Linked DNA regions of Homo sapiens: all the other regions are linked to region 2. A link is an interaction called in ENCODE POLR2A ChIA-PET data of the cell type or tissue named here. Cell type or tissue: K562. All regions are shown on one strand. Each heading gives the region's core, and the rest is flanking DNA. Links, peaks and the distances in the headings are about the cores only. Region 1 overlaps MTMR4 (myotubularin related protein 4). Region 2 holds the start of LOC124904122 (U1 spliceosomal RNA). Region 3 overlaps SEPTIN4 (septin 4).

Evidence for each region. Peaks named below come from ENCODE experiments on the same cell type or tissue, not always from the same donor. Only the 100,000 strongest peaks of a DNase experiment are listed, where the experiment ranks them.
Region 1: POLR2A ChIA-PET joins it to region 2 with 8 read pairs; 5 of 35 experiments call an interaction of 5 or more read pairs at or near these places.
Region 3: POLR2A ChIA-PET joins it to region 2 with 5 read pairs; 10 of 35 experiments call an interaction of 5 or more read pairs at or near these places.

The regions. Positions count from the first base shown.
Region 1 is chr17:58,487,850-58,498,188 of GRCh38, forward strand. It overlaps MTMR4 (myotubularin related protein 4), which reads right to left. Exons shown (of 18, transcript NM_001378067.1): 15 at 7,083-8,481; 16 at 4,993-5,103; 17 at 4,662-4,750; 18 at 1,688-3,991. The coding sequence ends at 3,814. HSF5 (heat shock transcription factor 5) reads right to left here and starts at 559. Exons shown (of 6, transcript NM_001080439.3): 1 at 1-559. The coding sequence starts at 425. RefSeq lists a silencer at 221-270. In K562, for the core only: no CTCF peak of the experiment used is centred there; a DNase peak (open chromatin) is centred at 4,962.
Region 2 is chr17:58,655,118-58,665,456 of GRCh38, forward strand. The region is part of intron 1 of TEX14 (testis expressed 14, intercellular bridge forming factor); the gene reads right to left. It overlaps IGBP1C (IGBP1 family member C), which reads right to left. Exons shown (of 2, transcript NM_001395966.1): 2 at 5,307-6,712. The coding sequence starts at 6,482. The coding sequence ends at 5,460. It overlaps LOC124904122 (U1 spliceosomal RNA), which reads right to left and starts at 4,188; the gene lies at 4,032-4,188. RefSeq lists enhancers at 2,774-3,326, 3,458-4,228, 6,091-6,592. In K562, for the core only: a CTCF peak has its summit at 4,055; DNase peaks (open chromatin) are centred at 4,114 and 4,434; H3K4me3 peaks cover 424 bases.
Region 3 is chr17:58,528,084-58,538,422 of GRCh38, forward strand. The region is part of intron 3 of SEPTIN4 (septin 4); the gene reads right to left. The region is part of intron 2 of SEPTIN4-AS1 (SEPTIN4 antisense RNA 1); the gene reads left to right. Among named protein-coding and RNA genes, the nearest start is that of SEPTIN4, 11 kb to the right of the region's middle. RefSeq lists enhancers at 857-1,357, 3,131-3,631 and a silencer at 3,729-4,178. In K562, for the core only: a CTCF peak has its summit at 6,452 (motif pointing right); DNase peaks (open chromatin) are centred at 3,988 and 6,938; H3K4me3 peaks cover 801 bases; H3K27me3 peaks cover 199 bases.

The DNA.
Region 1 (10,339 bases), core at 1,669-9,668, 170 kb before region 2:
AGGCCGGCCGCCAGCTTGGCCTTGTTGGCGCTGGTGAGGCGCTTGAGGTGCACGAGCAGCTGTGGCTGGTCGCGGCGGAAGTGCGGGTTGTGGAAGTGATGGAGCGGCCCATTGCCTGCCGGTTTGCCGCCCCCCGGCCCGCCCAGCACCACCTTGCGGAAGCCGTAGAGGTTGAGCTGGCGGATGAAGCTGGTGAAGCTGGTGGTTTTGAAGAGCTCGGGCTCGGCCCCGGCCCCCGCAGTCCCGCCACCGCCCCCCGGCCCGGGCGGGCTGAGCAGCTCGGCCTCGAAGAGCGGCTGATCGATAAGCAGCCCCTCGCCGCGGCCGTCCCAGCGGATGGAGCGGTAGCGCGGGCTGTTCACCAGGCGCCACAGCTTGGCGGGGAAGTTGTTGGGGTTGATGGGGGTGGAGAGCAGCGCCTCCATCGCCCCGCCGGGCCGGGGCCTCGCCCCCCGAGCCTAGCTCTCCCACACCGTTCTCGATCCCTCCCCGGCCTTCGCCTCGCCCTGCCCGCTCCTGCCGGCGCCCATCCGCCGCGTACCAGGGACCGTTGGCGCACGAGGCCCCGCGGCGCCTCCCAGCGCGGCCAATGGGGCCTCGAGTTCCCGCCACGCGGCGTGGGCACCTCCCCCTCGGCGGCCGCGTGCCCCAGCTCGGCCCGCCGGACGCCTGCGGGACCCGGGCAGGAGCCCCTTCCCCAGGCGTTCCCAGACTTCAGGCCGGGAAGGCTGTCTGCCGGGGTGTTCTAAGTCCTGACAAGAGAGAAGCCCAGTTATCCACCGTGGAATACCAAGAGGCGTGTGTTTCGGCCCAGCCAACTAGTGGAGACTTGGAATGCAGAGAAAGTGTGCGTTAGGCAGCAGAGTTGGTCGTTCTGGGGACCAAAGGGTCTGGTCTGTAATCTTTGCTAACAGTGGAACTGCTTACCTCTCAAACAAAAATGATGCTACTGGAGGTATAATATCTTGAGTAAACGAACTCACCTTTTAGATAGTAGCCCTTTGTATCTTTTAAGATACACTCTTTTAAGTCAGTATTTGTTCAAGACAATTTACTCAAGGTTAGATGAAAACTGAGGTCCCTAGGAGGAGGGAATCACAAGAATCTAAGTACTATCTTGTGTGCCTGCCCAACTAGCTGGTGGCATTTTAGACATTAAAGAGAAATAAAGATGGGACAGAATTCTACGGTATCCATAAGAATCGATCCCTAGCCAATCAATAAATAAGAATGTAACAAGAGCTGTGCTGATTCAAAAAGAGAGGTTCATTTGAAAACGGAAATTGGCCGGGCGCAGTGGCTCATGTCTGTAATCCTAACACTTCGGGAGGCCGAGCTGGGTGGACTGCTTGAACCCAGGAGTTCGAGACCAGCCTGGCCAACATGGTCAAACCCTGTCTCTACTAAAAATACAAAAATTAGCCAGCGTGGTAGCATACCTGTAGTCCCAACTGTTCAGGAGGCTGAGGCAGGAGAATCGCTTGAACCCAGAAGGCGGAGGTTGCAGTGAGCCGAGATCGCACCACTGCACTCCAGCCTGGGGAACAGAGGGAGACTCCATCTCAAAATAAATAAATTGGAAATTGCTGGGAGAAAGGGGTACAATGTTCTACTCTTCTCATGGTCAAAGAATAAGTGAATATTAAGTTTTTTTAGAAATGAAAATAAAACGACCCAACAAAGCAGCACTAATATAGAGATTTTATTTAAACTGTATTGAATTTTTACAGCACATTGCATGTTTGTCACAACGCAACTGCACAGTTTGGATTTTTGGCCACATCATGTCACTTACACCCACAACAGCTCTGAAAGGAGTATTTGATGAACACATCTGAGCCAAGAGCCCAGAGTCTCTCTCCAAGGCCATGCAGTTTGTTCACTGATGGGACAGTCCCTCAAAACAGCCACGCTAAGTAGACAGATACAGTCTCCCCAAATGTTACCAATCTTACTCCCCTTGAAAACAGGCAGAGTGAAGTGCAATGAAAGACAAGTTAATTAAAAAGCCACTCACAACTGGCAGTAAATTTTAATGATTGATAAAATGCTTAAAATAATTTTATGTATCAGAAACAAGGAACAGCTTGTTACTTTTTCAATGATCTCAGGAATTTTGCAGACACAAAATCTCCATTATTCAGCTCCATTTAAATGAAAAAAAAAGTTCCGCTAGGCTGACCTAAATATGCCAAAACTTTTTAGGTTACATCTATGGCAAGTACAAAAGAACCACAGATGCGTCTCTGTAGGACTGAAAAGGTCAGGACAAATAATGATTCTTGTTCTAAATGCAGATCCTAGTTATTTTGGAATGAAATGCTGTTTTCTAGAAAGCAACATGAAAGTAGCAGTAAGAAAGATGACTACCATCATTTCAAAACAGGATAAGCCTAAATATAATTTACCATTTATATGTCAACAAATTAAGGAAAACTGTATAAAGTCCTAGTGGTTTCATTATAGGCCAAGGAGACTGTATCTGTCCCACCCACAGTACATGGCTATATCACTGTATCTTTTGGTTAAGTGCCACTGGTACATATTAAGATGAAAAAAAACAAAAACAAAAACAAAAAAACAAAATAAAATTTTTTAAAAACCAACAACGTTTGGTCCAAATGGACACATGTTCTTTCCCAATTTTGGTATCAAGGCTTTATTCTCTTCTGTTTGGGTTCCATTGTTAAGTGCACAGAAATAGACAGCAGCATTTGTACTGAAACCCTCACATACCAAACAGCATATGCTAGGAGGTAAAAACCAAACGCTAAATTCTACCCTCAAGGTGTCAAGTGTTCAGGATAAGAAGCAATGTGACCCAGAGGAGGCATCAGCCAAGGGAAAGACAACATGGGGGAAATGGGCAATGGAACAACAACAACGAAAACCTTTGTTTTATTTTCATGCCAGGAGAGGATCAAGGTGTAGCTCCTGTGTTAGCACCAGGACAACTAGGAAAAGTCAGGTGCAAAGAGTAGGGCACAATCAGCAGATATTTCACAAGGATAATTTTTGCTTTTCCCTTCTCATTCTTCACAGTGCATAACTCAAGAGCTGCCACTGTGTAACAGAGACGACTGCCTTCACAGCTCAAAATAACTCAATGTTTGCCAGGACCGAACATCAGCAGAGTTTTCCTCTGCTCCCAAAAATGTCTCACTCCCTAGAACTGTTCCCCTAAACTGAATATTCACCAATGCTGGCTGATGAGCCAACTGAAAAATACATTGAAACCTCCACTTGCTGAGCCAGTCTTCAAACCAAACTCCACAGAAAGACAGTACTAATGCAACTAGAAGGAGTGCCTCTAAAGGCTGAGCCTTCATGCAGACACAGAGCACAGAGGTACAGGATATAGTTCATCTCAAATAGGACAGGAATTCCTACCTTGTATACTATAATCTGCTTTTGTCAAGGTGGAGGAGAGATGGGTCTGGTTATCACTTGGAGTTTGGTTATACATATGCCTTTCTATTGCTGTTTGGGGCACTTTGCACCAGGCAACATCTACGCAATCATCATCTTGTGACCTCCAGGAGAAAGAGGCTGGAGTCACCAACTCAACATTAAGCTTCCAGACCCTGGGTCTGGGTTAGGACCATTACCCCAAGGTGAGGGTATCACCAGTAGAGGACCTCCTGCTAAATTGCAATTCCTCTGCTCCAGTTTCATGATACCAAGGAGGATTTCTCAAGATGGTATCTCTGAGCTCTGTGATTTCATGAGCCACACCAAGGAACCTTCCAAACTACAACTGAAGAAGATCCTCCCTTCAAACCTGCTAAAATTGGACAGGTTTCTCCCCGGCATTCAACTGGAAGCTGTAGCAATGGGTTTCTTCAGCTGTTGGCTCATGAGTTCCCTGGCACGAGAGACTTGAATGTGTTCGTAACATGAGTTACAGACGAGAACTGGGTCATAGAGTTGCTGATCAGGAATGGGCAGCTTCAGGTGGCAGCATCCAGCACAAAATACATTCCCACAATTTCTGTCAAAGCAGAAAGAGGGAAGAGTTCATCAGAAATGCCAATATACTGGCCAGGCAGGGTGACTCACACCAGTAATCCCTGCACTTTGGTAGGCTGAGGCAGTAGAATCGCTTGAGGCCAGGAGTTTGAGACTTGCCTGAGCAACATAGCAAGAGCCCATCGCTAATAAAAAAATAATTAATTAATTAATATTAAGAAATGCCAATATACTGAGAATGAGTGATACTAAATGAAAAGTTGGGGACAAACAAAAATAGTTTCTATAAAGAGGTGTCCACTTCCAAACTAATTCCACTTAGTTCTATACATATGTATTACACTATTTTTGTTTTTGTTTTTTGTCCTTTTTGAGACAGAGTCTTGCTCTGTTGCCAGGATGGAGTGCAGTGGCGTAATCTCGGCTCACTGCAACCTCCAGCTCCCTGGTTCGAGCTATTCTCCTGCCTCAGCCTCCAGAGTAGCTGGGATTACAGGCATGCGCCACCACGCCCAGCTAATTTTTGTATTTTTAGTGGAGACAGGTTTTACCATGTTGGCCAGGATGGTCTCAATCTCCTCACCTCATGATCCGCCTGCCTCGGCCTCCCAAGGTGTTGGCATTACAGGTGTGAGCCACTGCGCCTGGCCTGCCCTGTTTTTTGTCATACTAAATCATACAAAACATCTTACCTGCAATGGTGTCTTCGTTTGGCCAACCAGAATTCACAGTCACAGTTATAGCAGTGTGATGCCATATGGTCTGGAACCCAGCGAGTCACCTAATAGAAGGCACAAAGAAAAATTCCTGGTCCTTGTTGACAGACTGGAAGAGCAACATTGCAATGAGGAAAGCACCCCAGCAGAAAGAGACAAGGCTTATCTTCATAACTGGCTACCATTTGCCTACCAGGCTGACACTCCTCTGGGGGACAGCTCAGTCTACAGCATGTCATTCATCTCTGGAAAATATGATGACTCACTGGCTCACGTAAGTACCCACCACATATGTGCCTAAACATACCTCAGTCTCTTTCTTATCAACAGGTTCCCAGCTTGCTTCTGAAAGGCAGTCTTCACTGTGATCAGAGCCAAAATCCTCAGTATCACTGCCATCTGACTCCTTCAAACATGTCTGATGAAAAGGCAAAGACAACAAATTATCTTCATCATCATTAACGCTTACTGTTTACCATGTGTCAGGCACTGTGCTAAGTGCATTACACACATGAACTTATTTCTTATGACAGTCTTACAATGTATACTACTAATATCCCCATTTTACAAATAAGAAAATGAAGCCACAGAGAAAGAGCTGATACGTAGTAAAGCTGGGATTTGAACCTAGTATTGTAGCTTCAGATTTACACTCTTACCGATATGCTACACCACAGCATAGAAAGACTCTTGTTATGTTCTAAACCAGGGGTTGGCAAGCTATGGCCCACAGGCCAAACTAGCCCACTGCCTGTTTTTGTAAATCAGGTTTTGCTGGAACACAGCTGCATTCATTCATTTACTTACTGTCTATGGCTGCTTTTTGTTTTGTTTTTGAGACAAGGTCTCGCTCTTTTGCCCAGGCTGGAATGCAGCAGCATGATCACGGCTCGCTGTAGCCTCAACATCCTGGACTCAAGAGATCCTCCCACCTCAGCCTCCTGAGTAGTTGGGACCACAGGCGTCCACCACCATGTCCAGCTAATTTTTTGTAATTTTTGTAGAGATGGGGTTTCACCATGTTGCCTAGGCTGGTCTCAAACTTCTTGGCTAAAGCAATCCACCTACCTCGGCCTCACAAAGTCCTAAGACTACAGGCGTGAGCCACAGTGCCTGGCTACGGCTGCTTTTGCACAATAGCAGAGCTGAGTAGTTGCAACATAGACGGTATGGCCCACAAAACCTAAAATAGTTATTATTTGGCCTTTTACAAAAAAAAAAAAAGTTTGCTGACTCCTGTTTAAAGCACCAGAGAAGTGAGAAGCAGGCAAGTGGGGAGCACCTTAACAGAAGGAAGGAAAGTGTCTGTGTAAATGGCAAGATACCATGGAGAGGAAGCTGGCTCCTAGAAGCTCCCCAAGGACTATGGTGCCAGAACCTGAGGCTGCCCAACACTGCACAGCCTATAGTCTTCATCTCTCACCTGGATTATTCCAAAATGACCTTACCAGCCTCCCAATCTGGGTCTCAACTGCCTCATTAAAATTGTACACTGTTGGGCCGGGCGCAGTGGCTCACGCCTGTAATCCCAGCACTTTGGGAGGCCGAGGTGGGCGGATCATGAGGTCAGGGGATCGAGACCATCCTGGCTAACACAGTGAGACCCCATCTCTACTAAAAATACAAAAAAAAAAAATTAGCTGGGCATGGTGGCGGGCGCCTGTAGTCCCAGCTACTCAGGAGGCTGAGGCAGGAGAATGGCGTGAACCCGGGAGGGCGGAGGTTGCAGTGAGCTGAGATTGCACGACTGCACTCCAGCCTGGGTGACAGAGCGAGACTCCGTCTCAAAAAAAAAAAAAAAAAAAAATTGTACATTGTTGCAAGAGTCATTTTCTTAAACTACAACTCTGATCATATTGTGCACTGGCCTAAAATTTTATTGCCTTAAGGGTAAAATCCAAACAAGAAGGGCACTCAACCTGACCCTTGTAATCTCCACCTAATTCTCCAATGTCACCTCCCACCACCCTATTTGACTGTCTCTCATAGCCCCAGTGTAAGCGTGTATGCATGCATGTACACATATATACTCGCATGTCCCATCTTTTTAAGCCATATCATTGGAGTATCTATTGCCACTACGCTTCTGCAAATGGTGTTTTGTTTTCACTGTCTACCTGGCTAAGTATCACACATTCTTCAGCACTCAGCTCAAGCATTACCTTCTCAAGAAAGTCTTCCTTGACGTTTCACTCCACTCCAGCCCTCTAACACCTGATGCCTCCTCAATCATAGCACTTAAAAACATCATTCTAATTGCTTACTTGTTTTTCATCCTATAGCCCAGGCACCTAACTCAGTGGCACACAGCAAGTACCCAACGAATAAATGCTGAATGGAGGGAAGGCTGGATGAACAGAGTAAATAATGGGTGTATGGCAGTTGGTGACTACTTACAAAATCATCCTCATAGTCCATGGGGGGCTCTGCTGGAGGGGCACAGCAGTGACGGATGTCCAGCCTCATCTGAAGCTCACGCACCTGTCGACGTAGCTGCTCCACCTCTTGTTTGTACCCTGCTTCGATTTGCCGTAACCTATGCTGGATCACATCCGTGGGAAAGGGGAGTCCATCATCATCCAAATACAGAGGAGGCACTGGAGAAGGGCAGTTCAGTGGAACGGGCTTTGTGCTAGAGACTTGCTTTGGATGACTGGACAACCACATCTGGTTCTTTCCTCCTGGGCCAGTACAATGTCCATTGGAATGACTAGAACAGACAGGTGACTTCACACCTTCTCTCTGAGCCCACTGGCCCCCAAAGCAGGGCCCTGTGGCCCGCATCTGCTTACTGTTTGGCCTCTTGCTACAACAGCCATAGGAAAGCAGCCGCCGAGGGGTGGCCTCCCCACTTGGGAATGAAGTCACCATCCCTTGGAAGCTGTCCCAGTTGGACCCTAGAAAAGAGAACTCACTGATCTGGCTCTGAGAAATTGGCTTCCGGACCAATTCCAATGGCATTTTCCCAAAGCGAGGATTTTCCAATAACTGCCCATTCCTATTATTTCCTCTTTTACCAATGTCTTCCTCCCCATGGGTCAGATCCGGCACAGAACTCAGTTGTTCCTGGTGGGAGATACTTGCCACAGACCCTGAGGGATCTTGGTTGAGGAAGTCAGTGCTTGGGTCTAGAGGAGTTTGGCAGGCAGCACTCGGTGGGTTGCAAACGGTGCTGAGGCTGTGATCAAGAACACACTTGGAGGGCACACCTAGCATGGAGTCTGGCTGGGCCTGTTGGGGCGTACCTGTAGGAGAGTTCTGGGAAGACTCAGGAAAATTACAAACTCCATCACACTTGTTAGAAATGACCTTGGAGAGTGCACTGACAGCTTCTGTTTCAGGACAATGTTCAGGTGGCTCCCCTATGCCATCTAAAGTCCTACCCAGCTCATCCTGGGCAGAAGGGTCTGGAGCTGGTCCCTTAGTCTCTTCTAGGACTTTGATCTCAGGATCAGAGGTGTTGCTCTTCATTTCCCGAGGCACTGCGGTATTAAGCAGTTTGTAACTTGGAGAACAGCTTTTGTGACTCTTGAAAGGTTTATTGCTCAAGTAGTCTTTCTGGCTGCTGGGCAGAGGAGGAGGAAGACCCACTTCTCCTACAGTTTGCTGAGGCCCTCCTACCCCAGAGTCCACAAAGCTTGTCTCTGATCCCTCAGGATTGCTGTGCCAGGGCTCCAGGCCTACCCTGACCTCCTGACAGTGGTTATTCAGGTTAGGGTCACTGGATGTACGAGTCAGGGGGCTGCTTGTGTCACAGGCAGAAAGAAGATCATCCATGGATCTGGTTTTAGGTAATCTGGAAAGACAAATATAACACCTCCAGGTCAGGAGATGGGCACTTGCAATACAATATATGGAACTGAATCAATGGAGCAATATCAAAGCCAGAGTTTAGAAATAATGACACTTAAGAACACTTAAGTTTAGAAATAAGGACCCTTAAGATCACAAATAACCAATGTTCACTGAAAGTTTACTCTGTAAAAAAAGCATGAGACATGGACCGTGTCCTCCGGAACCCAAAAATCTATCCTCAGCTTTTGTCAGCACTCAACCTACCAGTCTCCCTGGGCAATCTCAACCACTACAGTGGTTTCAGCTGCCTTCTATGCCAATGCCTTCTGAATCTACTGTTCCAGCTAGGACTATACCTGAGACTCAAACCCAATATCCCACTGCCTCCATCACAGTAAAACAGAAAGAAGATGGGTTTTGGAGCTAGACAATATTGGCTCTGACGCTAATTAGCTACATGACTACAAATAAGTAAATTAACCTCTCAGATACTTGGTTTCTCCCTTTATACAATGATGATAATAAATCATACCTTGTAGAGATGCTATGAGAATTCAAAATACAGGCAACCAACCACAAACATAATAACCACAAACTTTATTAAGACAACACAACTCCCTCAACACTGCTCTTGATAACCACTTAGCAGCAGTGTGCTCCTCTGCTTCCCAAGGCCCCATGAAACTTCCCCTAGTATATAGCACTCAGAGTTCTAGAGGCATTCATATATACCAGATAGGTTAAGGGACATTTTCAAGAGTGACCATCCTGATTATTAATGCAGTTCAAAGTCCTTAGAGCAATGAAAACTTGAGTGAAATTCACCAGGGAAACAGTAGAGGCTTCACTGGCCTCCTATTTTTAGATGGCTCAGTCAGTTCAGCCTATGCGGAAAAATTCCCCAAAGGCAGTTACAACGCAGCTTATTTTAAGTAATCGGTTTTTGAAACTTAAAACAAATGTTTTATACATACTTGATATACCTTTTGTGACGAATTTTGATTTTTTTAATGGTACGAAATTCCAGGAAGGCAATAACAGTGGTTATCATTATAGTTCCTGGAGTCCCATAGGCAGGGTTCAAATCCCAATTTAACAACATCTTTGCTGTGTGACTTTAACTTCTCTACGCCTCAGATCCCTCATCTATGGAATAAAGGTAAAGTACCTAGCTCTTAAAGCTATTATGAAGATTAAACAAAAGAATCCACATCAAAGCACATTGCTCAGTGCTTCCTATAACACATTATTGCACTTTATTGTTTACTTGTTTAACTCCCTCTACTGAAGTGTCCTGAAGGCAGGACTCTGTCTTATTTGAATCCCCAGCGCCTAGCACAGTACCAGGGGCAAATGACTTGAGAAATGAATGAATGAGCTCAAAATACAACATGAGGTTTCCACTGCTAGGTGCCAATTGAATGTGTGATACACATCAGGCATCTTAGTGGATCTTCTTAGACATCCAGACAACCAGGGTCCACCCAAGACCTACTGAATAAGAATGGCCAAGAGTGGGGCCTAGGGATCTGTATTCTTTTAAGTGCCACAGCTGACTTCTTTCATTTTATTTTTTATTATGGAAACTTTCAAGCATACAAAAGAAGTAAAGAATATGCTGGGCACAGTGGCTCATGCCTATAATCTCAACACTTTGGGAGGTCAAGGCAGGCAGATCTCTCGAGGCCACAAGTCCAAGACCAGCCTGGCCAACATGGTGAAATCCCATCTCTACTAAAAATACAAAAACTAGCTGGGCATGGTGGTGCATGCCTGTAAACCCAGCTCCTACTTGGGAGGCTGAGGCATGAGAATCGCTTGAACCTGGGAGGCAAGAGGCAGAGGTTGCAGTGAGCCGA
Region 2 (10,339 bases), core at 1,284-9,283:
TTCTCCTGCCTCCGCTTCCTGGGTAGCTGGGATTACAGGCGCCTGCCACCACATCCAGCTAATTTTTTCTTTTTTTTCTTTTTGAGGAATCTCACTCTGTCACCAGGCTGGGCTGGAGTGCAGGGGCGCAATCTCAGCTCACCACAACCTCCGCCTCCCGGGTTCAAGCGATTCTCCTGCCTCAGCCTCCCGAGTAGCTAGGCCTACAGGCACGCACCACAATGCCCAGCTAATTTTTGCATTTTTAGTAAAGATGGGTTCTCACCATGTTGGCCAGGATGGTCTCGATCTATTGACCTCATGATGCACCCGCCTCTGCCTCCCAAAGTGCTGGGATTACAGGCAGAAGCCACCGCACCCGGCGACTAATGTTTGTATTTTTAGTAGAGATGGGGTTTCATAATGTTGGCCAAGCTGGTCTCAAACTCCTGACCTCAGGTGATCCGCCTGCCTTGGCCTCCCAAAGTGCTGGGATTACAGAAGTGAGCCACCGCACCTGGCCAATAAACTCCCTTCTTTCCCAGTCTGGATCTCATTATTGGACTGTGAGAACAAAAAGCTGGACCTCATTCTGTCCTGGAACAGAATGTCAGAACCCTGACATTTCGGCACCCCGAGACGAGCCCTCCTTTAAGCCAGGGGCCATGTCTGGCACCTCCCTTGTAGGCAGGGGCATTGCCAACCTTAGGCGCATAAGCTGGCTTGCAGCAGAGAAATGGTTTCTGATTCCGGAAGATGTCTCTGATGATTATTCCCAAGCATAATCCATATTCCCTTTCCCTTCTCCTGATCTGTTGGCCTCCTCAGAGGCCCTGTAAACTCTTTGAGGGTCCTGTTAAAGGGCACTGTTTTGGGGAAGTACTCCTGGGCCCTTTGGGTCTCAGTTCAGAAACCTGGTTTTGGTTGGGCGCGATGGCTCACACCTGTAATCCTAGCACTTTGAGAGGCCGAAGTGGGTGGATCATCTGAGGTCACGAGTTTGAGACCAGCCTGGGCAACACGGCGAAATGCTGTCTCTACAAAAAGTACGAAAATTAGCTGGGCAGCCGGGCACAGTGGCTTACGCCTGTAATCCCAACGCTTTGGGAGGCCAAGGCGGGTGGATCACATGAGGTCAGGAGTTCAAGACCAGCTTGACTGATACGGTGAAACCCCCATCTGTACTAAAAATACAAAAATTAGCCGGATGTGGTGGCGGGCGCCTGTAGTCCCAGCTACTCAGGAGGCTGAGACAGGACAACTGCTTGAACCTGGGAGGTGGAGGTTGCAGTGAGCCGAGATCATGCCACTGCACTCCAGCCTGGGCAACAGAGCAAGACTCTGTCTCAAAAAAACAAAACAAAACAAAAACCAAAAGGCTGGGCACAGTGGCTCATGCCTGTAATCCCAACAATTTGGGAGGGTGAGGCAGGTGGATCATGAGGTCGGGAGTTCGAGACCAGCCTGACCAACATGGTGAAACCCCATCTCTACTAAAACTACAAAAATTAGCCATGTGTGGTGGTGGGCACCTGTAATCCCAGCTACTCAGGAGGCTGAGGCAGGAGAATCGCTTGAACCTGGGAGGCAGAGGTTGCAGTGAGCCAAGATCGCACCACTGCGCTCCAGCCTAGGCAACACAGGGACTCTGTCTCAAAAAAAAAAAAAAGAAAAAAATTGGCCAGGCGTGGTGGCAAGCACCTGTAGTCCCAGCTACTCAAGAGGCTGAGGCACAAGAATCACTTGAACCTGGGAGGTGGAGGTTGCAGTGAGCCGAGATCATGCCATTGCACTCCAGCGTGGGTGACTGAGCAAAACTCCCATCTCACAAAAAAAAAAAAAAAAAAAAAAAAGAAAAAGAAAATTGGGTTTTATTTATTTATTTTAATGTTTTTAGAGGTGGGATCTTGCTACATTGCCCAGGCTGGTCTTCAACTCCTGGCCTCAAACAATCCTCCTGCCTCAGGCTCCCAAAGTTTTGGGATTATAGGTGTGAGCCACCATGCTGGCCAAATCTGGTTTTATTTTTATTTATTTATTATTATTTTTAAAAAATAGAGATGAGGTCTCACTATGTTGCCCAGGCTGATCTCGAACTCCTGGGCTCAAGTGATCCTCCTACCTCAGCCTCCCAAAGTGCTAGAATTACAGGCATGAGCCACCACGCTGGGCCCAAATCTGGTTTTAGAATTCTGATTTGTGAGGGCTTGTGCCTGTTCTTGTCTTGTCTGTGTGTCAGGGGGTGGAATCCTGAAGGAATCACTAGCAGAAGCTCAACAGGCCTCACTCAGAGGGAACCTCTTGTCTGTTTTACCAGGTTAAAACTCAGATATTGAGGGGAATAACTGGTGTTTGTGTCTTTGTCATGTGTATATTATAATTTTGTCTGGGCAATACGGGAAATGCTTTTTTTTTTTTTTTTTTTTTTTTTTTTTTGAGACAGAGTCTTGCTCTGTCACCCAAGTTAGAGTGCAGTTGTGGAATCTCGGCTCACTGCAGCCTCTGCCTCCGGGGTTCAAACAATTGAAACAGCCTTTGCAAAATTATGACTGAGACAGTGAAAGAGATCTAACTTAACTTACTCCATCTTGCTTCTAACTTCCAAGCTGTCCTTGTTCATTCCCGGGTGTAGGCTGAACTAACTTTGGGAGAAACTTAGTTTATAATTTAAACAAAGATGGTAACAGCCTTTTCCCAAAGCAGACTTCCTTCTTGTCTGGGGACTAGATTGCCTTTGTAGGACTAACATTAGCCACAAGATTAGAAATTATGGTTTAGGAGTCATGCAGCTGGATGCTACAAGATTCTGACCCTTCCTAAACTGCTCCTAAGATCAGTGCTTGACATATTTTGCAGACCTTGCACTTGATAGATCAGCTGGCACCACCCAGATCAATAAACTGGCTCATCTGATCTTGTGGTCCCCACCCAGGAACTGACTCAGCACAAGAAGACAGCTTTGACTCCCTGTGATTTCTTCCCTGACCAATTAGCACTCCTGGCTCACTGGCTTCCCTTTACTCACCAAGTTATCCTTAACAACTCAGTTCCTCGAATGCTCCACGAGACTGATTTGAGTAACAATAAAACTCCGGTCTCCTGCACAGCTGGCTCTGCGTGAATTACTCTTTCTCTATTGCAATTCCCCTGTCTTGATGAATTGGCTCTGTCTAGGCAGCAGGCAAGGTGAACCCCTTGGGTGGTTACACTATTCTCATGCCTCAGCCTCCCAAGTAGCTGGGATTACAGGCATGCACCACCTGTACCAGTGTGTACCACCTGTGCACCGGCTTTTTTTTTTTTTTTTTTTTTTGAGACAGTCTCACTGTGTCACCCGGGCTAGAGTACAGTGGTGTGATCTCGGCTCACTGCAACCTCTGCCTCCTGGGTTCAAGCGATTCTCCTGCTTCAGCCTCCAAAGTAGCTGGGATTACAGATGTGCGCCACCATGCCTGGCTAATTTTTTTGTATTTTAGTAGAGACAGGGTTTCATCATGTTGGCCAGGCTGGTCTCAAACTCCTGACTTCAAGTGATCCACCCACCTCGGCCTCCCAAAGTGCTGGGTTTACAGGCTTTAGCCACCCTCAGCAATTCATCCCACCAGAACAAAAGGCTAACATAGCAAACTGGTAAATTTATCTGCACAGAAAAACTGAACTACAAGGGATGAGGTACTTAACTTCCCACCTGAAGACCCAGGAATTTTTTTTTTTTACTTTTCTTCATTGAGATAGGGTCTCTATCGCTCAGACAGGAGTGCAGTGGCACAATATTGGCTCATTAAGTCTCCATCTGGGATCAAATGATTTTCCCACCTCAGTCTCCCGAGTAGCTAGCACAGGTGCGTACCACATCAGTCTGGCTTATTTTTCCACCCTTCCTAGAAACGGTATAAAATACTTAGCGAGCATCTAATTAAAACAGACCGTAACCTAAGAAGACGTAAGGTCATAACCACAACTCCAAAACCAAACGCGCGCCACTACAACAACTCTGAAAATAAACACACGCAACAACACACAAGCCGTCTTTTAAACTAGTTCAATCACAGGACAGAAAAGCGCAAAAGCAGTCCCCCACTACCACAAGTTATGCAGCCGAGTTTTCTCATTCGGGGAAATCGCGGGAGCAAACACATAGTAAAAACCCTCCCCCAAGAAAAACACTTTATCAGGACCAACAGCGTCTCTCCCCCGCCACAAAGACATTATTTACTTAATATTGCTAATACCTTACCATCGTCCTCAACACACAACATACTCATGGCAAATTGTATTATGAGTTGTTTTTAGGCATCGCTTCGAAACTACCGCTTCTTCGTATGACACATCTCAGACTACACCTTCTTTGGTATTCGCTAGAAAATTTCTCCCGCGAAGAACGCACTAGAACCGGCAATCACTGCGCCCCTATCTACATATGCCCGCCTCTTATAGTAACGTCACCACCTGCTTCTGTACGATCTGACTGAACTCCCTTACGGATCGGTTCGCTCTAGCTGCCGCTCCCAAGGATTCAAAAGAAATCGCATTGTGTGATAAGAAATTTTTTTTCTTTTTTCTGCACAGGCTCATATAATAGAAGTAACTTTTGTTATTTTTTCAGAGAATTCATACAGCCATTAATTATCCAAACCTATTTCTCAGTGCTTTTCAATGGCGTGATCTCGGCTTACTGCAACCTCCGCCTCCCAGGTTCAAGCAATTCTTCTGCCTCAGCCTCCCGAGTAGCTGGGATTACAAGCGCCTGCCACCACACCTGGCTAATTTTTGTAGTTTTAGTAAAGATGGGGTTTCACCATGGTGGTCAGGCTGGTCTTGAACTCCTGACCTCAGGTGATCCGCCCACCTCGGCCTCCCAAAGTGCTGGGATTACAGACATAAGCCACCGCGCCTGGCCCTCAGTGCTCTTTTCATTCCACTTAAGAAATTGGAACACACCAGGATGAGGATGATGATGCCAAAACTAGATTGATGGCTCACATCATCTAGGGTACAAATACACGCTTAATAATTTAACACTTTAGGCCAGGCGCGGTGGCTCACGTCTGTAATCCCAGCACTTTGGGAGGCCGAGGCGGGTAGATCACCTGAGGTCAGGAGCTCAAGACCAGCCTGACCAACATGGTGAAACCTCATCTCAAAATACAAAATATTAGCTGGGCGTGGTGGCGGGCGCCTGTAATCCCAGCTACTCGGGAGGCTGAGGCAGGAGAATCTCTTGAATCCAGGAGGTGGAGGTTGCAGTGAGCCGAGATCGCGCCATTGCACTCTAACCTGGGCGACAAGTAAAAAACTCCATCTCAAAAAAATAAATAAAATAATAATAATAATTTAACACTTTATTGAACTCAAAGCAACATTAAGCATCTTTGCCTTCGTTTTACACAGCTGTAGGGGAGCTCAGGGAGGGGAAGGCTGCATGGTTTTCCTTGGCGGGGAAGGTGTGCACCCTGCAGTCCTGCGGTGTTGTGGGAAGATTAGCCCATGTTCTGTCGGTTGCCGTAGCCCCTAGGGTGGGTGTCCTTCCAGTCATCCCACTCTCGAGCTCTTTGGAGTGTTTGTTCATCATCCTCTTCCTCCTTTTCTTGATCTTCCTGTTGCTGAGTGGCTTTTCTGAATTCTTCTGGTGTTGCCTTGGCTATTCCCTGATCTGGTAACACTCCATGTTTCTGATGTTGATCATACCAGTCACTCACTGTCATGGAAGCCAGACTTGGATAGCCAGCGCCAAATACTTTGGCTTGCGCCATGTTCCGAGTGAGAATGAAGGGTTTCATTGGAGGCCTCTTCTGGTGACATGAGTTAGAAGTGGATGCCTCTCTTGAAGAGTCTTTCTCTCCCAGGATCTTTATTTCCTGATCAATGCTCTCAATCTCTTCTAAGCTGATATCAATCCACCTCTGAAGGTGAAGAAGATAATATTCACGAACACGCTCATTATCTGCTTGACCACTTTCCACAGCAGATTTCATTGTAGACAACTTATGCTCCAACACCTTCTTCTGCTTGTATCGCTCTATTTTAGCCTGTCTTTGAGATGCCATAGCAACGAGGCTAGGATAAGCCGTGGAGGTAATAGCACCGTGATTTTCAGCTGAGTTGGTCTTGGTTTGGGGCAGCTCAAACTCGGCCACACGATAGTAATGGCACTGAGTTAAGTATTTTATAAAGTGTTCGCGAGCCTGCTGCAAATGATCTAGACGCTTACGGGGGTTGACTTGTTTCATGGTGAGGGCTCCTTGAAACGCTGGCACCATCAGGTACTTCAGGTCGGTGGAAGTAATCTCCTCCAAATCTTCATTTCGGCTGAACAAGTCAAGCTGCGATAACATTTTGGCAACCTTGTCAAGGAGGTCGAGGCCCTTGAACACCTTTTCCTGGACTATTCGGGAACCGGTGGGTTCAGTCGCTCCTTCGACTTCGTCCAGAAGCTGTTTGCTGGAATCGAACAGCTCGGGGAGCCGCGGCGGCGGCAGGAACTCGTCTTCAGCAGCTGCCATCTTGGGAAGGCTGATGCGAAATGTTGATTCCTTTCCTTTCTGGACACACGTAAAGATTCTGGCGTAGATTTCTAACAACCAGTCTGAATCGGGCGCTGCACGGCAGGGCAGTCAGGGAGGCGGTGGCGTTGGGGGCGGCATAGGGGAAGGCAACGGAGTCGGTTGTGCCGGGTCTGAATCGCTGCTCCACTCCGGGTCTTCGTCAAACTTTGTCTCTCTGTTTCCGTTTCCTAAAATTGTAAAGTGGGAATAATACTGCCTTCCTGGCTCACAAGATTTCTGTGAGGACTGAATAAGAGAATGCATGTAAAAATGCAGCTACCCCCAACCCAGGCTATTCTGCCCCTCGACTGCTGCCCCCTGTACTTTGGGACCCCCAAAGTGACTTTGCCAAGATTCAAGTATCTGCAGTTCCTGCCACACAGGGAAGTAGCATCAGGCCCGGATTTGGTAACAAACCGAGTGTTCCTGTATGTCTATATCTGTGTATGTATGATGTAAAAAGTACTGGGATTACAGGCGTGAGCCACCACGCCTGGCCTAAAACTCAGTTTTCAAAAATTACTGAGTGGCCAGGCGCGGTGGCTCACTCCTGTAATCCCCCACTTTGGGAGGCCGAGGTGGGCGGACTAGGAGGTCAGGAGACCGAGACCATCCTGGCTAACACGGTGAAACCCCATCTCTACTAGAAATACAAAAAATTAGCTGGGCGTGGTGGCGGGTGCCTGTAATCCCAGCTACTCAGGAGGCTGAGGCAGGAGAATTGCTTGTACATAATACATATTATGTGTGTACAGATATATAGCACACATATCTCACACACACACACACACACACACACACACACACACACAGAATCAAACCAACTACATGACCAAATTATGACTAAATCAAAGACCCCAAATAAGTTGAGATGGAGAAACACAGCCCCTCAGTACAGAATGTTATTTGGAGAGTTCCCTTACGTGTGGGGAAGGGCAGCAACAGGCACAACTATTAATCTCAGATCATGGCTGTTCCTGCCAACTCAGGTGTGCTGTCCTAAGACATGCCCCTCAGTTTGTGAGTCTCACCTCATCTCTGAATTTCCAACCATCACTTTGCCTCATGGGAGTCAAGGAAGGAAGGGTTGATGCTCAGAAATATGAGAGTGACATATATACTCAATAATTTTTAAAAGCTGAGTTTTGTTACATAAGTTCACAAAGCAGTTGTGACTGTTAAAATGTCATTAATGTGACCGGGCGCGGTGGCTCACGCTTGTAATCCCAGCACTTTGGAAGGCTGAGACGGGTGGATCACAAGGTCAGGAGATCGAGACCATGGTGAAACCCCGTCTCTACTAAAAGCACAAAAAAATTAGCCGGGCGTGGTGGTGGGCACCTGTAGTCCCAGCCACTCGGAGAGGCTGAGGCAGGAGAACGGTGTGAACCCGGGAGGCAGAGGTTGCAGTGAGCCGAGATGGCACCACTGCACTCCAGCCTGGGTGACAGAGTGAGACTCCGTCTCAAAAAAAAAAAAAAAGAAAAGTCATTAATGTTGGCCAGGCATGGTGGCTCACACCTGTAATCCCAGCACTTTTGGAAGCCAAGGCAGATGGATCACCTGAGGTCGGGAGTTCAAGACCATCCTGACTAACATGGAGAAACCCTGTCTCTACTAAAAATACAAAATTAGCCGGTTGTGGCGGTGCATGCCTGTAATCCCAGCTACTTGGGAGGCTGAGGCAGGAGAATTGCTTGAACGTGGGAGGCGGAGGTTGCAGTAAGCCGAGATCACACCACTGCACTCCAGCCTGGGCAACAAGAGCAAAACTCCGTCTCAAAAAAAAAAAAAAAAAAGTCATTAATGCCAATGTAACTGAATCTAAATTTTTTTTTTTTTTAAGACAGAGTCTCACTCTGTCACTCAGGCTAGAGTGTAGTGACATGATCTTGGCTCACGGCAACCTCCATCTCTTGGGTTCAAGCAATTCTCCTGCCTCAGCTTCCTGAGTAACTGGGACTACAGGGATGCACCACCACGCCTGGCTAATTTTTTGTGTTTTTGGTAGAGATGGGGTTTCACCATGTTGGCCAGGCTGGTCTTGAACTCCTGACCTCAGGTGATCTGCCTGCCTTGACCTCCCGAAGTGCTGGGATTACAGGCATGAGCCAATGTGCCAGGCCACTAAATGTCTTACTCAACACCCTGAGTTGTGGGGAGCCAAATCCATTCACTCCTGAAACACACTGGCCCTGAAGCTGCATTTCTCAGCCACAAAGCTCTGCAATAAAAACCATACTAACTCTATTTAGGCCAGGGGCAGTGGCTCATGCCTGCAATCCCATCACTTTGGGAGGCCGAGGTGCTGATATCACCTGAGTTTGGGAAGGTGGAGGCTGTGTTGTGCCACTGCACTCCAGCCTAGTGAGAGTGAGACCCTGTCTTAACCGCTCCCCCAGCAACAACAAAAAAACAACAGCAAAAACCCAACTCCACACTATTTAGTACAATTGCTGATTTAGGACAATTGCTGGATTACCTTCATCCACAAAGTGTGACCCAGCCCACCTCGGTTATACTATATAATCTCATTATTGAACTACCTTCCTAATTTTATTCCAGAAGGTTTGATTTCACATGAGGAAAGTAATACTTTGGCTTTCAATGGTATCCATGAATGCCAGGCTGACCACAGCTCTGAGGCCTCTATGATTATTTGTGCCCCCTCATGGCTCTGATATCACAGGTACTAACAGACCCTTTTTCCTATGCTGGGAGAACTCCATTTCTGATGACCACATTGTCTACTCCAGTATTTTTGCCATTCATATTCTTGAATTTCTTTGCTGCTAATGATGAAAAACACCTGTTCTCAAGTCATTACTTACATGTAGCACATACTTCTCATTTACTGACAGCCACTTAAATGTTCAAGGTCCAGTCCGCTGGCCTAGCCACTGGGGATACTAAGAGGAATAATGCAGAGACTGAGTCTGCCTGCAATAAATAAGATCATAGTCTGTAGGGAAAACAGACTTGCCAGACCTATAAAAAGTTCAGCAGGGCCACATTACGATTTTGAAGGGCCCATACTTTTGCCTTTGTGTGCCTGCCTCCTCTGATAAAATATATACATTTCCATTAAAATATATGTTAAAAATGCTATCTTATGACTGCATTGATTAAAAGATGAATATATTATTATATATGACATTTTCTTCCACCTAAAAATTCATTTTTTTCTTCTGATTTTTAAAAGAAGTGCCCCTAGGCAGTGTGCCTGTGGTACGTAACAGATAAGGCCACCCTGGGTTCAGTGGCACTGAGTGGATCCCAGGCAGTTTGGAAGGGCTGAAGTATAAGTTTTCCAGGTAGATGAAGAAGGGCAGGGCAGGGAAGTGCATTCCAGGAAGAGCAGGCATGTAAGTTTGTGGAAGTAATACAGCAAGGCTCTCTGGAAACTTTAAAATAAGGAAACAGATTAAGTTAGAGCACTGCTTGTCCAGTGGAATATGATGTGGGCAACATTCGACATATTCAGTTGAACATTTTTAGTAGCTATATTATTATTTTTATTATTTTATATTTATAGAGATAGGGTCTCGCTATGCTGCCCAGTCTGGTCTTGAGCTCCTGGTCTCAAGCCATCCTCCTGCCTCAGCCTCCCAAAGTACTGGGATTACAAGCATGAGTCATCAGGCCCGGCCCACATGAAATTAACTTTATTATCATGTTTTGCCTGGGTGCAATGACTCATGCCTGAAATCCCAGCACTTTGGGAGGCTGAGGCAGGATGGCTTGAGGCCAGCAGTTGAAGATCAGCCTGACCAACTTGCCTAAACCCTGCCTCTACTAAAAATACAGTTAGCTTA
Region 3 (10,339 bases), core at 510-8,509, 130 kb before region 2:
ACCCCCAGACAATGGACAAGGGCCGGCTGCAGAGGCTGACTCACTCTCTGAGGGTTAGCCAAGCCAGTGGGGACTACCCCAGACCACTGTGGAGTCCCAGCTAGAGTGAGGAAGATAAGATAGCCACAGTCTTCCTGCAAAGGGAAGAATTGAGGGAGGCAGATATGCATACTGCCAGGTGTATGCCAGAGGGAAGAGGTTGAGATAGGGAGGTTAGAGGGAAAAGTCTGCTAGGAGCTACTGCCAGGCTGTTGCCTCTGAAGTCTTCACACCTGCTTATAGCCATAGTCTCCAGTGCTCGCCTGGACAGAGGGGAGGAAAAGAGGCCCCTTAGCCCAAAACTAGAACCAGCAGATGGAGGCTGGGTGACCAGAAGAGGCTATCCTGAGGCAAGCCTAACCCAAGGCTTTTCTCACCTATGACATTTGTGAGGTCCAGTGGTGACCATACATCCCAGTCTATGCCTGCTGTCCTGGCATCATGATTAATTGTGCCCTTTCACTCTCAAAAGTGTCCCAGCTTAGACAATTAATTACATGGCAACAGAGAAGGGGTGGGACTGGGGGCAGCACGACGTGTTGTCTGGCAGCTAATAAGTCTGGGGAATTCCAGGAAATCCTGCCTCTCTGCACAAATCCACAATGACCCAGCCGTTGGTCTGGGGGTCAGGACAAGGGTGGGAGAGAGAAAGCTGTGCTTCACCTGGTTTCCCAGGAGCACTGAGTGGAGGGGCAGGGAAGGGAGAAAGGAAGGCCCTAATGAAGATCCCTAGCCCCCATGATCTTCCAGCAGAGCCTCCGGGAACCCAGCACCATCCTCATCTCTGCCAGCCCTGGCTGCTCATCCGCATGGAGGGGGCCACAGGGGCTCTAGACAAGGAGTCAGGACACCAGGGTCCTCACCTCCTGCCTGTCCATCCCCACTCCCAGCTCTGCCAGTGACCAAATCATTTTCTGACTTTGAGCCCCAATCCCAGCCAAGGCAGGGGGAAGACAGGTCACGTCCACCCATCTCCCAGAGCAGCACCTTACCCCAGCTTCAGTCCTGTCCTCAGGGACAGAATTCCCTTGCCATCCCAGTGAACGGTCCATGTCCCACGCTTCAGACTCCCTGTCAGAAAGCTCTAGGTCTAATTTTATCTCCCAGGCAAAGTTCCTCACACACAGAAACAGCCTTGTTTTGATGCTGTTGTTGTCTGGCTTCCTGGCTTGCTCCTTTCCCTTTCTCTTTGACCCCCTTCTGTCTCTGGCAGGGGCCAAAAAAGCCTGTGGAATGTCCTTCCCCACCCCTCTTCTCCTCCCCTTCCCTTGGCTCCCACCCTCCAAGGACAGCTCAGCTGCAGCAGGATCACTTGGTTCCTCTGCAGTCCCCTCCTCCTCTGATTGGCTGTCCCATGACGCCTGCCTGCTGCCTACCCTGGTGGGCACAGCACCAACCTCCCAATGTCTGTTTGCAGCCAGGCTTTTGATCCATTTGACCTCTCCTGTTAACCCCCAAGGACACTGTGGCCTGTATGAGGACTATGAGCTATCCCCAAGTGACCTGGCCCATCAGCACATGAGGACAGCCACCTAGGATACCCATTCCCAAAGGATTTCAATCCCCCAGTCTCTCTTTCACCTTAACTTTAAGCAGTGCTGGAGTAGGTGAGATGTCCTATACTCCCCCATATAGGTTTTTGTGGGAATGGTCCCACACTTCTTCCCAAGTGTTCATTTGTTTTTTTTTTTTTTTCCTGTGAGGAACGTCACTGTTTCAGAAATCTGCTCCTAAATTTCCCTGCAGGGAGCATCAGCCACAGAGAAGACTTTGCTCCAGGGACTCCCCTTACCCTAGGACACCTGACCTCTGACTTATAGCAACCTGTATCAATTAGATCACTCCATGGCTTCCATAGTGTCAACAGGGGAGCTGTTAGCACTTGGTCTCTGAGGAGCACGGGTTCAAGGCAATGGGAGGCTGGCAGCCCAGAAGCTTCAGAGCTGCCATTTAGGTGGGAGATAAATTAAGGGGCCTGGTTGGAAGTGTGCACTCAACTAGGGGTCAGGGGTCCACTGTTTCTGGTTGGGTGGAAACATCTTTTGTGAGTCTGGATAGTGTCTTAATTTGAGGACCTTAATGTTCAGTTGTGAATGGCCCTTCCTTGCCTCCCAGCGAGGCTGGGGAGAGAAAGCACTCCCAGATGATAGATACCTTAAGCTGCTTTGAACCTGAGAAGAGAAGGTGCATCCCAAGTCACAGGATGGTCATTAATGTTGGCCTGTCATTCTTTTCACATGTAAATTTAAACCCCCTGGCATAGCTGGGTTGGGGGGGTCTCCCCCACTGATTCCCAAAGCAGCTAGGACACTGACCTCCTTTGACAAAGAGACCCTCATAGAGGAGTCTGATCTGAACCAGTCAGCCTAAGAACTTGGCTGGCTTGAGGGCAGGGGCCTGAGGATGGGGACTTTGGTGATGGTGGTTGGGGTGGAGGGGGGTGTGTCTTTAATTAGAGAAGAACAGTGTGGCCTCGGACAAGCCGAAAGCACCAAGACCTCAGCTGAACTGAAGTTAGTGTGTGGCAGAAAAAGCCCCTCTAGCCCCTGCTGGGCTTGGCACTGGGGACAATCAGTGCTTCCCTAGGCTTCCATCCCTAGAACAATCAGTCCATCCATCCACCATGTGGGGAGAAGTGGGGGAAAGGAATAAGGACAGGCCTCTCTCAGGAACCCCCGTTGGGGGAAGGTCACAGGGTCACCAAGACTTCCTGGCCAAGGCTTGGGCCTCTGCCTGGACACAGCTTGAGAGACAAGAGCCCAAAAGGTTGGCCCTACCAAACCTGAAAGCTTCTGATCCCAGGGGGCCCAGGGAGCTCCCTTCTGGAGGCTGCCCACAGCCAACATCCCGCCCCACAGGCTGGTCAGTGATCCCCCCCTGCTGTAAACAGTTTGTGTCCCCCAATGCAGAGGGCAAAGGCTGTGGGGCTTCCAGACTGAGAGGAGAGGACGGTGTGTGGCCTAGAGGTCCTGACACCCTTACGTTATTTGTGGCAGGCTCTGGCAACAATGTCAGGAGAAGAGATTACATCTTCAGAGCCAAGCATCAAAAACTTCCTACCTGGGCACCTCCAGGGAGGCTGGCTGGGGTTACTGTTTCTCTTCCCACTACAGGCAGGTGGCAGGGATGGGTGCCCCCACCCCCACACACTGCAGAGGGACCTGGCTGGTGGGGAGGGAGCGGGTAGATGCAGCAGGAGGAAGCTTTCCCATGGTTCCTGTCCCAGGGGCAGAAGGATATAGCTAATCCCACCGGGCAGGATGGTGGGCTGGGCCTCCCCCTCTCTGGGGTCCCTTTGGGAAAGGGCCAGGGACTGCCCCTTGTCAGGCTGAGGGAAGGAGGGGCCAAGCGTCTTACCATCCCTCCTGGTGAGGCAGGCAGTGTTTGTGGGCCTCCTCTGCGTTTTCCAAATGAAGTTGGTACTGGCCCCTGTGCCCAGGGTAGGTGGGTGAGGAGGGGTTACTCAGGTAAAAGCTGACCCAGGCGAGGATGGGGACCCTCACCTCCGCTTATTACTGATGCGCCTTCCCCAGCCCAACAAGCGCGTCTCCACCAGCGGGCACCTCCCTCAGCACGGACCCACCCCTTCGTCCTAGAGCGCAGGCATCACCCAGGGGTTGGCGCCCACTCCGTGGCTGCTCAGAGGGAAAAACTTGGGAGCAGCGACGCACCGCCGCCCGGCAGCAGTGCCAGCCTGTGCCCGGGGCCGGCGACGGCGCCTCCCACCCTGCACAGCCGCGGCTGCGGTGCCGCGGGTCCCCTTGCAGCCGCCCGGGAGCGACCGGCCCTGCGCACCCCAGCCCTGCCCCGCGCCCGCCCGCCTGCCTGCCTGCCTTACCATGGCTGCAGCCCGGGCGGGGCCGGCTCCGCCTGGACAGCGCCCGAGCGACCCGCGGCGGAGCTGCGCGCCGACCTCGCAGCACCGCCGTCACCCTCCCGCCTCCCCGAGTGCGGACCGCTGCGGGAGGGGCCCGGCGGCGGGGGCGGAGCGAGTCGGCCCCGGGGCGGGGCCTGTACCTCAGCTGCTAGCGGTGCCGGCGCGAAGTGGGTCGGGGTGCCCAGCTGGGGGCCGGCCTCGCAGCCCGCGACCCCCGGATGCGCAGAGTATGCAGAGTCACCCAGGACAGAGCGGGGAGCCTCAGCTCCTCGTCCCCGGGCTGCACTGGACACCTGGCTCTTTTTTACTCAGCTCCAGAAGCACCGCGGGGGCTTGAGCCAGTTCCCAAAGAAAAAGGAACGGCCCACCTGACATCCCCAGAAGGAGACGCCTTTGGAAGGGAGGGGGAGTTGCTGCATGAGTTGGAGAGAAACCATTAGTTACCGCAGGGATTCAACAAGGTTTTCACAAAGTGAATCCGGCTGATGCCCAAGTTACTGATCACTACACCTCCTAAAGGGGAATGTCAGATATTCTCCACCTCCACCCGAGCTGTGAAGGGGCAGGTTAGAGGCAGGTTCCCTTCATGCAGTACCCCAGATTACAGATTAAAGAGGATTTGCTGCACAAATTATCCAGGGATCATCTGCTGGAAGGATAGAAGGGAGAGGCTGAGTGGCTTTAACAGGGCGGTGTAGCCTTGCCTGTGGCTGAGGACAGTGGGGAGGGCCTCAGGAGAGGCCAACCCAGGCGTGACCCAGGCCCAGCTGGGCCACTCTTCCTCTGACAAGCAGGTGAGATGCCGAGGGGACAGATGCCCCAGAAGCTTTAGAGGCATTAGAGGCTCAGAAAGGTCAGAGCAGCAGCTAGGGGAAGGCAGATGCTTGGTGAGTGGGGTGTTGGTGAGGGATTCCCTGAGCTAAGTAGGGTCTGAGCTGGTCAGGCTCCTGTGGAAGTTTCCAGAAGCATGTCCCTTCCTGACCCGCAAGACCCCTCTCTCAATGGCAGGCTGACTGGCTTCTGCCTGAATACACTCTGGACAAAACTGAGACCCACAGGCACGGCCCTCTCTGTTGGTAGAAGTGCCAGAGGCCTGCCTGCTGTATTTCAGTCTGACCTGTGAACCAGTAGCACTGGTTGGGACCAGTCAGAACTCAGCCAGGGGAGGGAAGAGGGCCTGGGGCAGCAGGTAAGATCAGGCTGAGAAAAACAATGGGGCTGCTACTGGAGATGTTATTGGCTGTTTGGCACTGGTGGACTGGAAGATGGCAGGGTGTTCATGAGCCAGCCGGTTGAGGAGAAACCTTCCTAGCTGGGTGGCCTTGAGCAACTTACTTCACCTGTCAGGGTCTCAATTTCCATACCTGAAAATGAGGGGATTAAACTAGATGATTTCTAAGCTTCCTTACAGCTCTGGCCTTCTAAAAGTGGATGCAGTGGGGGAAGGAGGATATGCTGTATGCTACTATAGGCCTTGGAGGAAGATAAGAGAACAAGGCAGCAGCAGGAGGTGCTGGAGAAAGGTTGGACATGCAGTGATTCAGGAGAGGGCCCAGGATCTGAGTGAAGGGGGAGGACGTGTAGGATGGGGGCAGCAGCTTGGGTTCCCTGAAAGGGAACCTCTAAAGGTACAGAGAGGCTCCCGGAAAAGACCTGGGGTAGATCAGGGGATCGGAAGCTGTACTCAGGAAAACAAAGACATAAAGAGAGAAACCAATGGCAGTTGGAAGTCTGCAGAAGCAGCAGCTGCTGCTACCATCAGCCCCAAATGTCAAGCTTGGACTATACAAAGCCCCACTGTTCAAAGCCCTGGGCCTCCAATACTCATGTATGCACTCTAAGAATACCTCTTGCGTGCTTCCAGAGTCCTGTGGCCTAGGGTAAGGAGAAAGCCTACATCAGGGAAGACAGGCCCCAGCAGAAACCCTTGTTTTCCTCTATTATAACATGCCCCTCCCCGTGGCCTCAGCTGAATTCCAAGTGTGGACACAGACACATTTCAAAAGGCAGCCCAACCAGCTCATCCTCAGCTGTGGCTGGAATCCCAGCTCTTCTCTGGCACCTGCTGCCCAGGCAGCAGGTTGGTACCAGCTTGCCTTGAGGAAAGTGAGGCCCCAAGCAAGTCCTGGGACCACGGAACTTAGCTCTAAGCCAAGAATATTGGGGTCTAATCTCTTTCTAATCACTGTACCACAGGCCTAACATGAGGCATGCTGGGTGAAATAAAAGCTGAAGACTGACTTTGAGCCATCCCACCTGCACAAGCCCTGCATGCTAACCTACTGCAGCATTCGGAGAGCTCTGAGAGAACTTGGCCTGGGCACAAGTCCCATGCCAACTTGGCTATTATCTCACTGCCTGAAAGTCCCTTGCCCTCTCTGGGCCTCTGTTTCCCCCACTGAAAGAGAAGACTGGACTTCTCCCAAGTCTAGCTCTTACATTCTGTGTGATGGAGGCAGGGTCTAATACCTGCAGGGCCAAGATACAGCAGCCCTTGCGTCAGTCACTGGGGATTTACCGAGTGCTCTTCCTCATCTCCAGCCAGCAGGTGGCCTGGCCAACTCTGCTTCAGCATGGCTTAACTCTTGGAGCGCTAGTTCTCCCTCAAAATTCAACATCCCACCAGGCATTGATGGCCTTGACTACAGTACAACTCCCCAGGCACTGCTAGGGCATGGTATCTGAGCCAAGTGTCTAGGGGAGTGTCTAGCTGGGAAACTCAGCTCAGCCACCATAGCTCTAGCCTGCTGTCTTGGGCTCCGTTGCTTAGGTCAGGCCAACATGATATGTCCTGGCCCCCTCCACTAGGTCTTTCCTGCCCACCCATAGGTGCAGGTTGTATGGCACAGGACCTAAGCAAGGAGGCTGCATGTGGGCCATCCCAGGGCCCAGGTTCAAAGCCGATAATAAAGAGCAATTACCACAGGAAATCAGGATTTCAGATCTGCATGACTAGCAATGGCCACTTCTGCCTTTCAGTAGCTAAGTTTCCCTAAAGTGGCGCAAGAACTAATTGTACATCCCTTCCCCAGTGAGATAGATGAGTCACTGACGATACAGTCAGAGAGTCCTTGGACCAAAGGCTATCACTGGGTTGTGTCTTTCAAGGAAACCTCAGCAAGTCTGTCCAACAAGGTCTGTGGTGGACAAAGGCAATAAACCAAAATACATTAAGCCCAAATCTTCCCCCAGCTGCTGCCATGTGTCCCATGATCCTGGGGGCAGGCATAAGGTGTGGGTGGCAAGGCTGGGGAACACTGTGTTTCCTGGCACCTGCTGAATGGCTGCAAAGAGGGGCAGTTCCAGAGCTGGCAGGGTGCTAGAAGCCAGCCACTCTGATAGGGCAGACAGTCCTTCCAACACCCTCCGTGAACAGGGCAGGGCCATAGGAGCTCAGGGTTGGAAAGGACTTACAAACCTCCTAATGTGACTACTCACCAGATGTCTGAAGGCTCCCCTGCCTTCCCAGCCTCTGCTCGAATACATACCTCCGATGGCCAAAAATTCACTGATTCTAACAACTGCCCTTCAACCTTTGGGCTGCCAAGTTACCAAAGTCTTCACTATACTGAGCCAAAATCTGTCTTTCCCTGGCTTTTACCCTCCATATGCCTCCATGCTGGAAGCTTTGCTGACTCATTTCATTGGACTTTGCTTTGTCCTTTGATGTCCACACCCTTTCAAGTGACCCATCTGTATACTTTTCTCTACCAAATTCACCACAAGCTCCTCAAGGGCAGGGACTATGTCTTTTCTTTTAACCTCTGCTCACTTCAAATCAGCAAACATGTGATGTGATGTTTTTCTGGGTGTCCAGGCCTCTGCCCCCAGGAGATGGCTGATCAATATGGATTGACTAAAAGGACTCATTGATTAGTTTTCCATTCTGATTTTAGAGCCCAGACAAGCCTTGAGGCTCTGCGCTTCATTGACCCTTCACTTGCCCTTCATCCTGGCTGCTCACAAGCTCACACCCACCTCCCAGCCCCGTGGTTCACATACAAAGACACAGATGTTACTCTCACTAAAACCTTTCCCTTCACAATTCTTGATATCTAAAGGTGCTGCTGAAATATTGAGAAGTATTTTCCAGGGAGACGTGGCTATAGAAGAAGGGTTTCTATACCATATAGTTGACTCCCTGGGACAGACTGCTCCTTAAAATGCTTCCAGCTTTGATGAACAAACTCTGAGCCTCAATTTCTTCATCTGTGAAATAGGGAGAATAAATCCACTCATAGGTTACTATGAAAACCCACTAATGCACTTAACATGATCACTAAATGAATGGTAGCTATTATCTCCATTAATAAGAAAATTATCAACATCAAACCAGTAACTGTCAACTGTGACTATTTCAAATGCCTTCCCTCCAAAGGATTTGGAGTGTGCATGTGTAATAGGTGTAGAGAGATGGGAGGACAGAGAATACCAGAGTAATGCCTTAGATTAAATTGACATTGGAATGACCAAGCCGCCACCACCTGTGGAGTCAGCTTCTCCAGCTAGACACCATCTCTAGAAAGCTGGTGCTTGGTCTCAGACCTACCGACCCAAATTCCCAGAAACAGCCACTGTGGAGACCTCTGGAACTAGATGACTTTGCCGGCAGTGGGTGTGCCAAGGAAGCGACACCCACAGTGTCAGCCTGAGCTTCCCTCAGGAACTGCCTCACATTCTGTCCCCCTCCTCCAGGCTTCATTCAGCCCCCAAGGTGCAGCTGTCTCCTGCTGCTCCCCTAACAGCAGCTGAGCCAAAGGCAGCTGAGCAGAGGAGGGTGAGGGGACATGGCCATTTCTGCCTCTCAGGACAGCCTTCCTCTGGCTGAGCACCTGTCAGGGTGGCTCCTGGGTTACAGATTTACTTCCTCACCCAAGTATGCACCCTGGCCTCTGAAGCCAAGCTCCCTAATCTACCCAGGCCCACTGTTTCTGTTACTTGGAAAATCCACCATTTCAAACAGCACCAAACTACTCTGCAGAAAGATGTGATGTTGGAGATGGGTTTCAGTCACCACACACCTTCTGAAAATACACCAAAAAGTCCACAATGGATGTGGCAGATTCTTCCCTATGTGGGACTATTCTGGGCAAAACAAAGAACTAAGGGAGTCTGGCCTCAGCTCTGCTATCAAGTCTGAGAGAAAAGCATTGTATATTCCTGCCCCCATTTTATAGGCAGAGGGAGTAACCTGCCCAGGTCTCACTGTGAAGCCAGGACATTGTTCCCTCTGTGCTTCCAGGCAGACTGCACCACAGCTTGTATTAGGTGACCACCTGTCCTGGTCTGCCCAGGATTGAGGGGGTTCTTGAGACATGTGACTTTCAGTGCTAAAACCAGCAAAGTCCCAGGCAAACCCTGATGAGTTGGTCAACTTACCCTGTCCCCAGGTTAGCAAGTCTTAGCCAGAGGCCACCAGCCTTCCATCCTGCTCTGGAATTGGCTGCCCATGGTAGCTGGAAATGAACAGGGTGCCATCTGACAGGGTAAGATGCTTGCTTCCTAAGAAGCTGTGCAACAATGGTCAAACTGCTATAAAAATCCTCCCAAGGCCGGGCGTGGTGACTCATGCCTGTAATCCCAGCACTTTGGGAGGCTGAGGTGGGTGGATCACAAGGTCAGGAGTTCGAGACCAGCCTGACCAACTTGGTGAAACCTCGTCTCCACTAAAAATACAAAAACTAGCTGGGCGTGGTGGCGGGTGCCTGTAATCCCAGCTACTCAGGAGGCTGAGGCAGGAGAATCACTTGAACCCAGAAGGCAGAGGTTGCAGTGAGCCGAGATCGCGCCATTGCACTCCAGCCTGGGTGACAGAGCGAGACTCTGTCTCAAAAAAAAAAAAAAAAAAAGCCTCCTGAGATGCCCTGCCCCGTTTTCAGCAGTTCTGCTCCATTCTTTCAACAATTCTTTCTTCTCAACTACGAGCCTCTGCCCAAAGCAAGAGAAATGCCGGGTGCAGTGGTTGGTGCCCATAGTCCCAACTACTCAGGAGGCTGAGGCAGAAGGATCACTTGAGCCCAGGAATTCGAGATTACAGTGAGCTATGGATTGCACCACTGCACTCCAACCTGGGCAACAGAACACTTTAAAAAAAAGCGAGGGAGGGTTCCTTTCACATAGCCCATGACCTAGGATTCTGTGAACATCCTCATGAATGTGGAAACTCCCTGAGTTCCTCAGAGGCTTTGGATTTCGCTTTGTAAAGGAAGCCAACCTGAGCAAAATGTCCCTGTGATTCAAAAGCCAACAGGAGGCTGATCATCCCATCCCTTCAGGGTCACATGACATGTCATCCAAAAGACACTGAGGTCTGCCTTAAGTATCAGTGAGATGGCCTCCTCTGATTCCTGGCCTATTTTCCAGAGTTGGTTTCTTGCATAATTGATAGAGCAGAGAGTAAACCACCTTGCCCTATGACAGCCT